2 separate regions of the Mus musculus genome follow, and region 1 is linked to region 2. Evidence: chromatin loops called from intact Hi-C (ENCODE). Cell type or tissue: left cerebral cortex. All regions are shown on one strand. Region 1 overlaps Zfr (zinc finger RNA binding protein). Region 2 has its middle 12 kb from the start of Gm34759.

Region 1 (5,000 bases), 58 kb after region 2:
TTGATCTTATAGAAGCCTTGGGTTGGGTTTCCAGAGCTTTGTGCTAACTCACTTAACCACAGTTCCAGGGGTGTGGTGCCTCTTCCCTCTGAGGGTATCAGGCATGAATGCTTTTGATTTGTTTTCTGAAATTTTAGGGCTGGAGAGATGGCTCAGTGGTTAAAAGCACTGACTGTTCTTCTGATGGTCCTGAGTTCAAATCCCAGCAACCACATGGTGGCTCACAATCATCCATAATGAGATCTGACGCCCTCTTCTGATGCATCTGAAGACAGCTACAGTGTACTTAGATATAATAATAAATAAATCTTTCTTTAAAAAAAAATTTTAGCAGCTTGGCATATAAAAAGCATATTTGGGGAGAGTAGGTCAAATTTAACTCTTCACATATTTCTGTTTCCAGCTCTATTCTACCAGTATATCTCTCCACCCCCTTTTGAGACAGAAGACAGACAGACACAGGGTCTCACTATGTAGTGCTTGGCTCATCTTCCCTCTACAGCACCAACTCACTGTGTATGTAGACCAGGCTGGCCTCAAACTCACAGAGATCTGCCTGCCTCTCCTCCCAGGTGCTGGGATCAAAGGCGTGTGCCATTATGCTTGGCTTATATGTACTCTTTAATTTATCGGATTAATTTTGTTTTTAATACATAATCCTGCAATATTTTTTTTTGGTGTTTTCTGAATTATTGACACCTACTTAGTATTAAAATATATGTACTCGTATTCATTCTTAAGCAATCTGTTTAACTAGATTAAATATTAAAGTGCATTCAGATTTTCAAATTTAAATTTTATAAATATAACTTTTTATAAAGAACTACTATCATGCAGTAGTTTTGCAGATTAATTCTATAATCAGACTTGTGTAATGATTTTTTTAAGTTATTATTTTCTGTCCAGTGTTATACACAAGCAAAAAAAAAAAATAAAAGTTCTTAAAACTATGGGCAGTTTATCTTATATATAGTCTATTTATGAAAGTACTTTTGTAATTCAAAGCTATTGGGTTAAAAACAAAACAGCTCAGTAATGTTTTCCAAACAGACTTTCACAAGTTTGATCCCCAGAAGTCATGTGTAAAAGATGTCTCATGTTGCCTGAGCTTAGAATCCTAGTGTTCATTCAGAAAGCAGGGATAGTCAGATCCCAGGCACTCACTCCCTGGATGGTCTCAGGAAAACCTTGCCTACAGAAAGGCTGGGCTACCCTCTCAAACAGAAACATAGGTTGTGCTTGCTCTGTTTACTCTTCAGCACACACACACTCAAGCATGTGTACCCATACATAGAATATTGAAGAACATTGTTCTTAGAAGGTTAAAGATGTAGTCCCTGAATTCAGTCCTTGGTACCAAATAGCAAACTATTGTTAAATAACCTGCAGAGAATTACAGATCATCCATACAATCTCCCCTGTTCTTAAGTGCTTTGAAAATAGCAGATCTCATCCATGCTTTCCTCATTCTCTCCCCTTTTATTTTATTTAATTTATTTTGAGACAGTAAGTATACTATTACAAAGCCTGGGATAGCCTTGAACTCAATGATTCTCTTCCTCAGCCTACTGAGCACTTCTATTACAGGTCTGCACCACACACTTGTTGGATTATTTCTTTTGTTTTGGGCATCTGTTCGTTTGGTTTTGGTTTGTTTTTTTTTTTTTTTTTTTTTTTGTTTTTTTTTTTTTTTTTTTTTTTTTGAGACAGGGTCTCACCATGTAACTAGCTGGCCTGGAACTCACCATGTAGACCAGGCTGTTCTCAAACTCAATGCAGCTCAGTTCTGCCTCCTGAGTACTAAGATTAAAGGCATGTGCCAGTCAGCTTATGATCCCATTTTTAAATGAGTGTTAGAGGTCTGAAAATTGAATAGAATGTTATAGAAAGAAAATTTGTACTTTTTGTTCAAAACAGACTTATAAAGAGCACTTAGAAGGACAGAAACATAAAAAAAAGGAAGCCGCATTGAAAGCCTCTCAAAATACCAGCAGCAGCAACAACTCAACTCGTGGGACACAAAATCAGCTACGTTGCGAGCTCTGTGATGTGTCTTGTACAGGAGCAGATGCATATGCTGCCCACATTCGTGGTGCTAAGCATCAGAAAGTAGGTGTTTTGGTCCCCCCTCCCACCCACACACAGCCTTATGTCTACTCTGCTTACTTTCACTTTTCAACAGGGGTTTGAAAACACTTGACTTCCATTTTTGAAACCTTTGAGTGTGTTATAAACCTTGCTTAAATGTTAACATACATCACGGTAACATCAAATAGTCATTGCTTAAAAGACAAACACTAGCGACCTTTAAGTTGAGTTAAACCACTTGCTTTACAATTTGGGATTCATTCATTTGTCTTGATTAACTACAGACTGATTTGCTTATAGACAAGTCCTTTCATCAATAAACACAGATGTTAAAATGAGTTTTGTCTATAACTGAAAAAAACATAGCAAAGAAAATTAAGTTTTGATTTTCACTTTATAGTCTTACTCAGACAAACTTTTTAAAAGACAACAACACATTTGAGTTTCCTGACAGGTGTGCTTTTTGTTTTGTAGGTGGTTAAATTACACACAAAACTTGGTAAACCTATTCCTTCAACGGAACCAAATGTTGTTAGCCAAGCTACTTCTTCAACAGCTGCATCTGCTTCAAAACCAACTGCCTCTCCTTCAAGTATTGGCGCAAGCAATTGTACTCTGAACACGTCATCAATTGCAACTTCTTCAGTGAAAGGTCTTTCAACTACAGGAAACTCGTCTCTTAATAGTACATCCAACACTAAAGTGTCAGCGATACCTACCAATATGGCTGCCAAGAAAACATCTACACCCAAAATAAACTTTGTTGGCAAGTACTAAAGATTGATTCTTTGTGTTCCTCCTAACTGTCAGAGTGGTTTTTCTTTTCCATTGTATTGCTGGCTATTGAACCCTTATGTGTGCCAGGCAAACACTGAATGGCTAAGCAGCCTCTGTTCTCTCTGCTCTCTAAACAATAAATACACAGTCAGATACCCTTTCTGACACCTATTGCAAGACTCAGCGGGTACCGCATTTCTTAAGAGCCAAGCATGTCTCATACCTGTAGTATCGATACTTGGGAGTCTGATGAGTCAGAAGGATTGCTGAAAGTTTGACACCAGCCTGCATTTGGCTCCAGGCTAGAATAAGCTATTACGATAAAAACTAAAAAGCAAACAGACAAACAAACAAACAAACAAAATCAGCTCCTGCCAGATCCACTGGTCAGTTTTGGTTTCATCCTATTGACCGCTTTAACTTAAACTTGACATAATTGACTGCTATACCTTAAACCTAAAATAAATCTTAGTTTCTAGCATATATGTCCATCCATCGCTTTTGGGGGGTGGTATCTTACTGATTCTCTACCCATGTTTTTGTTAAATGGCATTATTCCTAAAATTGTGGTTCTGTGTCTCATCTCTGTGTGCAATAGCATCCTTAGGCAATTTCATGCATTCTAGTGTATGCAGCTATAAAAATCTGGCAATATCAGAATCCCACCTGAGTTTGAGAATCATATTTTGGTTGCTTGCTGATCTTCTAATAGATATCCCCTTTCTATTGTGTCCCATTACAAGGATACTACAAAATACTCATTAAAAATGACTGATTTTTCCCCCTTTTTTAAAGGGAGAGCTTCACTAACATTATTCCTTCTTTTTAGTTGCCTTTTCCCTGTTGCTATTTCCTTATCTATACAGTGCCTTTCCTATATTTATTCTCTTCAAAATAATCTCTGTGTTCTTGTTAGTGTACCTTCTCTTTTAAAATCTTCACTGGCCGGCCTTTATATGTAGGATAAAGTCTATTAATGACTGTGTCATCCAAGCCTCTATAACTGACCTGTACCTCCTCTCTTCCCTTTATGTCAGCTCCACCTGGGGAGGAGCTGATGCTACAGCACTGACTTTCTTCCTTTGTACATGCTGCACTTTGTGTTTAGACATTACTCTCTTGCATCTTGACTGTTCATTCTCAATGGTAGTCTCTCAAAGCACAGTTCAGATGACACAGCCTTTGTGAAGTCATTTCTACCAGATGAGGGGGCTTGTGACTCTTCTGCTTCACTCTTACAACATTCAGCTTCTACTTAGCACAGGACATTAGGAATGCTTGTGCCTTCCTTTAAATTATGAGCAGCTCAATCATAGTTGCATTGACTTTTACTTTTTTTATTATTTACTTATATTTAGAGATTTATTTATTTATTTATTTGTTATATGTAAGTACACTGTAGCGGACTTAGACACACCAGAAGAGGGCATTAGATTCCATTACAAATGGTTGTGAGCCACAGTGTGGTTGCTAAAATTTGAACTCAGGATCTCTGGAAGAGCAGTTAGTGCTCTTAACTGTGGAGCCTTCTCTCCAGCCTGTCTTATACTTTTTAGTACAGTTTTGCTAAAGTTGTTATTTGACAATTTCTTACATGTGTATAAAATTGTCTTGTTCTTTTGGTACCTACTTAGCTTTAAGATCATTAACAGTATGTTATTCTCCTGAATATGTTAAATTTAATTGGTTAAAGTAAAAGCAGTGATTTGTAGGGTTTTTTGTTTTGTTTTGTTTTTCCATATTTGAGGCTATTCACACTTTGAATTTAGAATAAAAACAGATGCAAGCTGGGAAGACCAAGACCACAGTGGGTAAAAGATATGCCAAGCCTGATGACTCCAGTCCCTGTTAGCATATGGTAGGAGAGAGGAAAACCTGACATGTGCTTATGGCCAACACAGACTGAATATGTAGTTCCATTGAAGCTTGCCTAGCATGTATAAACCTGGGCTCAATCCCCGCCCCCACATCAACTCCACATTTGGGAGGTAGTGAACTGCCAGAAATGATAATGCCCATGTCAGAGATGAAAAAAACAGGATAAAACACTGTGGAGAGGTGGGGATAGATAAATACCAGTTTGTTATTAATCACAGTTTAGGGAGTTCAATATCAGTATAAACACAGGTTATATT
Region 2 (5,000 bases):
GTGGCCACTCCCTAATGGAACTAGACACAAGGGCTTTTTCTGGCTATCTTCCCCCTCTTGTTTGCCACCATCTCGGTCTCTGGTAATAATACATCTTTTATATTAATACACATTGTGTACTTAGAAACATGGTGAGGTAGAAACGGGAGTCATCAGTGGGATCAGGGTGGTTGCATGCAGCAGCATCGTAGAGAGTTCGTTTCTGAGACTTCCATTCAAGGAAGCCTGAGTCTCTGCAGGAAAGAATTTCAGGGCAAGACCACAGAAGGCGAAGCACTTAGGGAAACAACGCCATGCACACAGTGTGGGCGTGGGCTTCTCCAGAGAGTCAGTCATGCTTAAGGGTTCTCCAATAGCCTCACACACACACACACACACACACACACACACACACACACACACACGAGGGCCTCTGAAACCACATCTTGAAGGGTTACTAAGGGACACAAATGAGCTCACAGAAGGTCCCTGCGGTGTGCAGGATATGATTACAGCTGACAAGGTAAAACCATAGAACATGAGGACTTTCAACAGAGTCAAAATATACCCTTCCCCCTCCCCATAAACAAAGTTTTTAACCTTGTTTCCAGGGTTCCAGAAGATCGCAGGTTTATGTCTGGGAGAAGAACAAAATCACACTCAAAGATCGCAAGCTCTTAGGCCTTCACCCCTGCCCACTGCTACGTTAACCTTCTCATTTGAAATCTCTCTAAAGCGGATGTTGTCTCAGTGTCGACTAGCTTCACGGCAAGTTTTGTTCATTTGATGGAATTCCTGACTCTCAGCTGGAGAGAACCTTGAACCAGATTCTGCAGTAAAGGGCTCCTTCCTCCATCCCCCTTAATTTCCTGTCTGTCTGTCTGTCTGTCTGTCTGTCTGTCTGTCTGTCTGTCTGTCTGTCTTCTCTCAGCCATAAGAGGGAGAATGTGGGATGCTGCTCTAAGTCCAGGGGTCAGAAAGCCTGAGAAACAGTGTACTGAAGATGTCCAGGGTGGGAGAAAATGGGTTCTCAGTTAGAGCAAGCACACTCACCTCAACTTTCTGCCATACTTTACATGAGGAGGTGTGTACATTTGTCCCTTGTGTCTGGCTCCTTTCACAACCATGCCACCCTTGTCTTCCTTCCTAAAGTCATAAAACTCTACCATGACTTTCTTCAAAATCTAGCCCTGAGCCAGGTCCAATGGCACAGGCCCATAATCCTAGTCAGTACGGAGGCTGACGGCTGGAGGATCATAAGTTCAAGGCCACACAGGACGTTGCCAGGGAAACTGGCATTCGCTCCTTGGGTTCTTAGTCTGTCTTAATGGGGGTTCTAGTTCCAGCGTGAGGCACACTGACCACAGTAACTCACACAAAGGAAAACAGTTACAGTTTAGTCCATTGCTGTCATGGAGGAGGACATGGCAGCATGCAGCCAGACGTGATGCCGGAGAAGGCACTGAAAGTTCTATTACACCTTGAACTGCAGGCAGCAGCAGGAGACTGTGTGCCACACTGAGTGTAGCTTGAGCCTGTGAGACCTCAGAGACTGCCCCCGCAGTGACACACTTCCTCCACCAAGGCCACACCCATTCCAACAAGGCCACACCTCCTAATAGTGCCACTCCCTATGGGCCAACCATTCAAACGCAAGAGTCTATGGGGGCCATACTTATTCAAACCAAGTCTATTATTAATAACTAATAATAAATCATCTATTAATAAAGAATTTGGAAACAGACTTGGAATGAAGACAGTTCTATCAATTTGAGAGAAAAACAAGGCAGGCAACTTGTAAATCTCAGCGGTTCCCAGGAGGAAGATGATGAAAAAGAAAGAAAGAAGAAAGCCATGCCTTTAAGAAAACAGCCAGGTTCAGGAATGGAGGCCCACAAGCCAGCTACTTGGCAGACGAGCAGCTGAGACGAGCAGAAAAGTTTCAGAAGGGGGGAAAAAAGAGAGTGGAAAAGCCCAGAATGTCCAGAGGAACACACTCTGGTTTTGCTTAGTATCTGGAATAAAAAGAAGAGATGGAAGAAAAAGGAAAAGTCACACATTTATGAGCAACTCAGGCACGTGGGCGGGCTGTGGTCTTACATGATAGGAGATCTACAAGCAGTTGCAGGGGAGAGAGAGTACTGGGAAGGCTCCGTTTATTATCTCATTAAAGGGATGGTTACTCTTTCCATCTCCTTACCATGGCGTTAGGTGAACCAGCTTTCTAAAAAGTGGTCTCTTGGATGGATGACTGACAGGCCCGACTGAATTAACTTTTAAGGAAGGAGACAATAACCTGCAGTATTCTAATCTTTGCAGCAGATCAGAGTATCTCTCCATCCAACATTAGAACTGATGCAGTTCCCACAGAGGCCAGAAGAGGGCACTAGACCCATCCTCACCCCCAAGAACTTTACGGTTGTGAGCGACCATGTGGGTGTTGGAATTGAACCTGGATCCTCTGGAAGAGTAGAAATGCTCTTAATTATTGAGCCATCTCTCTAGCCCCGAGATTCCATTCTCTTGACCTTTAATGGGCCTTAACAGAACCCTGAAAGCTGTCCTCTTTTGTCTCCAGGGCTACTTAAGGAGTAAGATCATCAAAACAAAACTCCTTCTTTGTTTTTTGTTTTTTAATTTTTTAAATGGTTAAACAATTTTGAAACTTGAAGGAGAACATTCTTTTTTTAAATTTTTTAAAATTAATTATTTTATTTATTACATTCCAGATGTCACCCCCCCCTCCTGGTTCCCCCTCCCACAGTTCTTCATCCCTTTGTCTCTGAGAGGGTGCTCCCCCCACCCCACCCCTGGGCATCCCTGTGCCCTGGGGTCTCAAGTCTCTACAGGATTAAGCACATCCTTTCCAACTGAAGCCGGATAAGATAGCCCTCTGCTGTCTATATGCTGGGGATCTCAGACCAGTCTGTGTATGCTCTTTGGTTGGTGGTTTAGTCTCTGGGAGCCTCCAGGGGTCCAGGTTAGTTGAGACTGTTGGTCCTCCTATGGGGTTACCATCCCCTTCATCTAAAGGAACACATTCTTAATAGCTAGAAATATCAATTATATCCAGTGCTCGTTTCCCCTACAATATCAGGGAAAGTATTGAAATACTCCTTACATATAAAAATAAATTACTACAGAACCGAGCTTGCAAATGGAAAGCATACGCCTCTGTTTTCTTTTACAAAAACACCTTCAGCTGGGTGGTGGCAGAAAGAAGGGTGTATTGAATTCCGAGTCTGGAAGGCTGACCGGCCAACAGCGTAGGCGGCTTTGTGAGGACGCCTCTGGATCAACATCGTGGTGGATGGCTTCGTGACAGAATAAGGAACCAGAGAGGTACAAGCAGGGCCAGGCTTTGTCTTTTGTAACAATCCTTTCTCACTAAAACTAGGTCCTAGAAAAATGACGCTGGGCCTTGCAGGGCAATGAGTGCCTAGCGTCCTCTACCGCAGAGTGATCGATCCCACAGGCTTTGACATGGCTGCTTTGGGACCTGCCTCCATGCACGGCAATCCTGGGGTCACACTGAAATCCACATCCAGGCCGGAACGAGGAAACGTCTTTGTCTGTAATTTTACAAAAACGTGAGGCATGAATATGCTTTCTTTTCTCAAGCCAAGCCTGGCTGTCTGATTGCACTGCATTACTGTATATATAGCTCTTTGGGTTAAAGCTACTGGCTTCAAGCTCTCTCTGTGCTCAGCCTCTCCACCCTGCTTTCTGTAACTTCAGCTTCCTAAGACTTAAATTTAGCCTGGAGGTAAAAAATCAAGGAGGTTCAAAGTTGACACTGGAGGGTAAAAATCAAGACTGCGTATCAAAGCGACAGCGATAAAGGAGTGTCTTAGCTCCCAGATCTCACAGTTCAGCCGCTCTTCCTCAATCAGGGTGTCTCCATGGTAACTCACTTGTGCCTCTGAACAGTCACGAGGCACACTCGATTACTGTTCAGCTTTCCTTACCCCCTCCTTGCAGTTGAATTATCACAGCCGTTGCCATGGGAGGCTTTAGGCTCTCTGTCTCTCTGGGGTGGGCAGAGGCATTTTCATGATCCATGGACACTGGGCTTGACTACGCAATGTGTTTGTCGATTGAATATTAATAGATGAAGATGTTTTTAAGGTGTTTGTATGGCTTGGCTGACACCCTTGACATGGGAGACCTGTGTGGCAGCCTTGAACCGAACCCACAGCAGGAAACAATGCCATCTGACTTAACACTTACAGGTGGGATACACACATGTTATTAATGTTGGGAGCCATTGAATGTTGCTGGTTTTGCCTACAGTTGCATTATGGTGAAACCTGACAGTTCCGGCCCCCTCCTTGGACTTATCCCAATGTTTATCATGATGTCCCCATGTCATTTCAACTGTTACTCACCAACAGATGTGCACCATGGCTCTGGTTACAGTTAGACACCTACCTCCTGTGACTAATTCTGTCCTCCCTGTAGCATCACCCTCATTTCTGCTGTCAGAGGCCACATGCTTTGGCTGCTGCTTCATTCAAATGCCTTTGACCAAGTAAACCCTATGAGAAACACCACAAGTGGAGCCACTCTGCTATTACCTAGGGCCCTACAGTTTGACTGATTTATAATAATTAGTAGTCATAATAAATTATTAATAATAAAAATATAATAATAATTGTTGTTCCTGTTATTTCAATATAAGACTTTTGTCCCTAGGGAACTGTCTTAGTTTAGGTTTGACTGCTGTGAACAGATACCATGACCAAGGCAACTCTTATAAGGACCAATTTAATTGAGGCTGGCTTACAGATTCAGAGGTTCAGTCCATTATCATCTAGGCAAGAGCATGACAGCATCCAGGCAGGCATGGTACAGGAGGAGCTGAGAGTTCTACATCTTCTTCTGAAGGCTGCTAGGAGAAGACTGGCTTCCAGGCAGCTCAGATGAGGGCCTTAAAGCCCACATCAACAGTGACACGCCTACTACAAAAGGGCCACACCTTCTAATAGTGCCACTCCCTGAACCAAGGGTATACAAGCCAT

What was found. A loop is a pair of places that touch in the nucleus more often than their neighbours do. Peaks named below come from ENCODE experiments on the same cell type or tissue, not always from the same donor. Only the 100,000 strongest peaks of a DNase experiment are listed, where the experiment ranks them.
Region 1: it touches region 2 in a loop (2.0-fold over the local background); 2 of 42 quality-filtered maps call a loop at or near these places.

The regions. Positions count from the first base shown.
Region 1 is chr15:12,147,611-12,152,610 of GRCm38, forward strand. Zfr (zinc finger RNA binding protein) reads left to right here. Exons shown (of 20, transcript NM_011767.2): 7 at 1,918-2,109; 8 at 2,563-2,854. Among named protein-coding and RNA genes, the nearest start is that of Mir1898, 21 kb to the right of the region's middle. In left cerebral cortex, no CTCF peak of the experiment used is centred here; a DNase peak (open chromatin) is centred at 2,072.
Region 2 is chr15:12,089,934-12,094,933 of GRCm38, forward strand. No RefSeq gene overlaps it. Among named protein-coding and RNA genes, the nearest start is that of Gm34759, 12 kb to the left of the region's middle. In left cerebral cortex, a CTCF peak has its summit at 2,356 (motif pointing right); DNase peaks (open chromatin) are centred at 2,036, 2,330, 3,308, 3,620 and 2 more places; H3K27ac peaks cover 2,521 bases.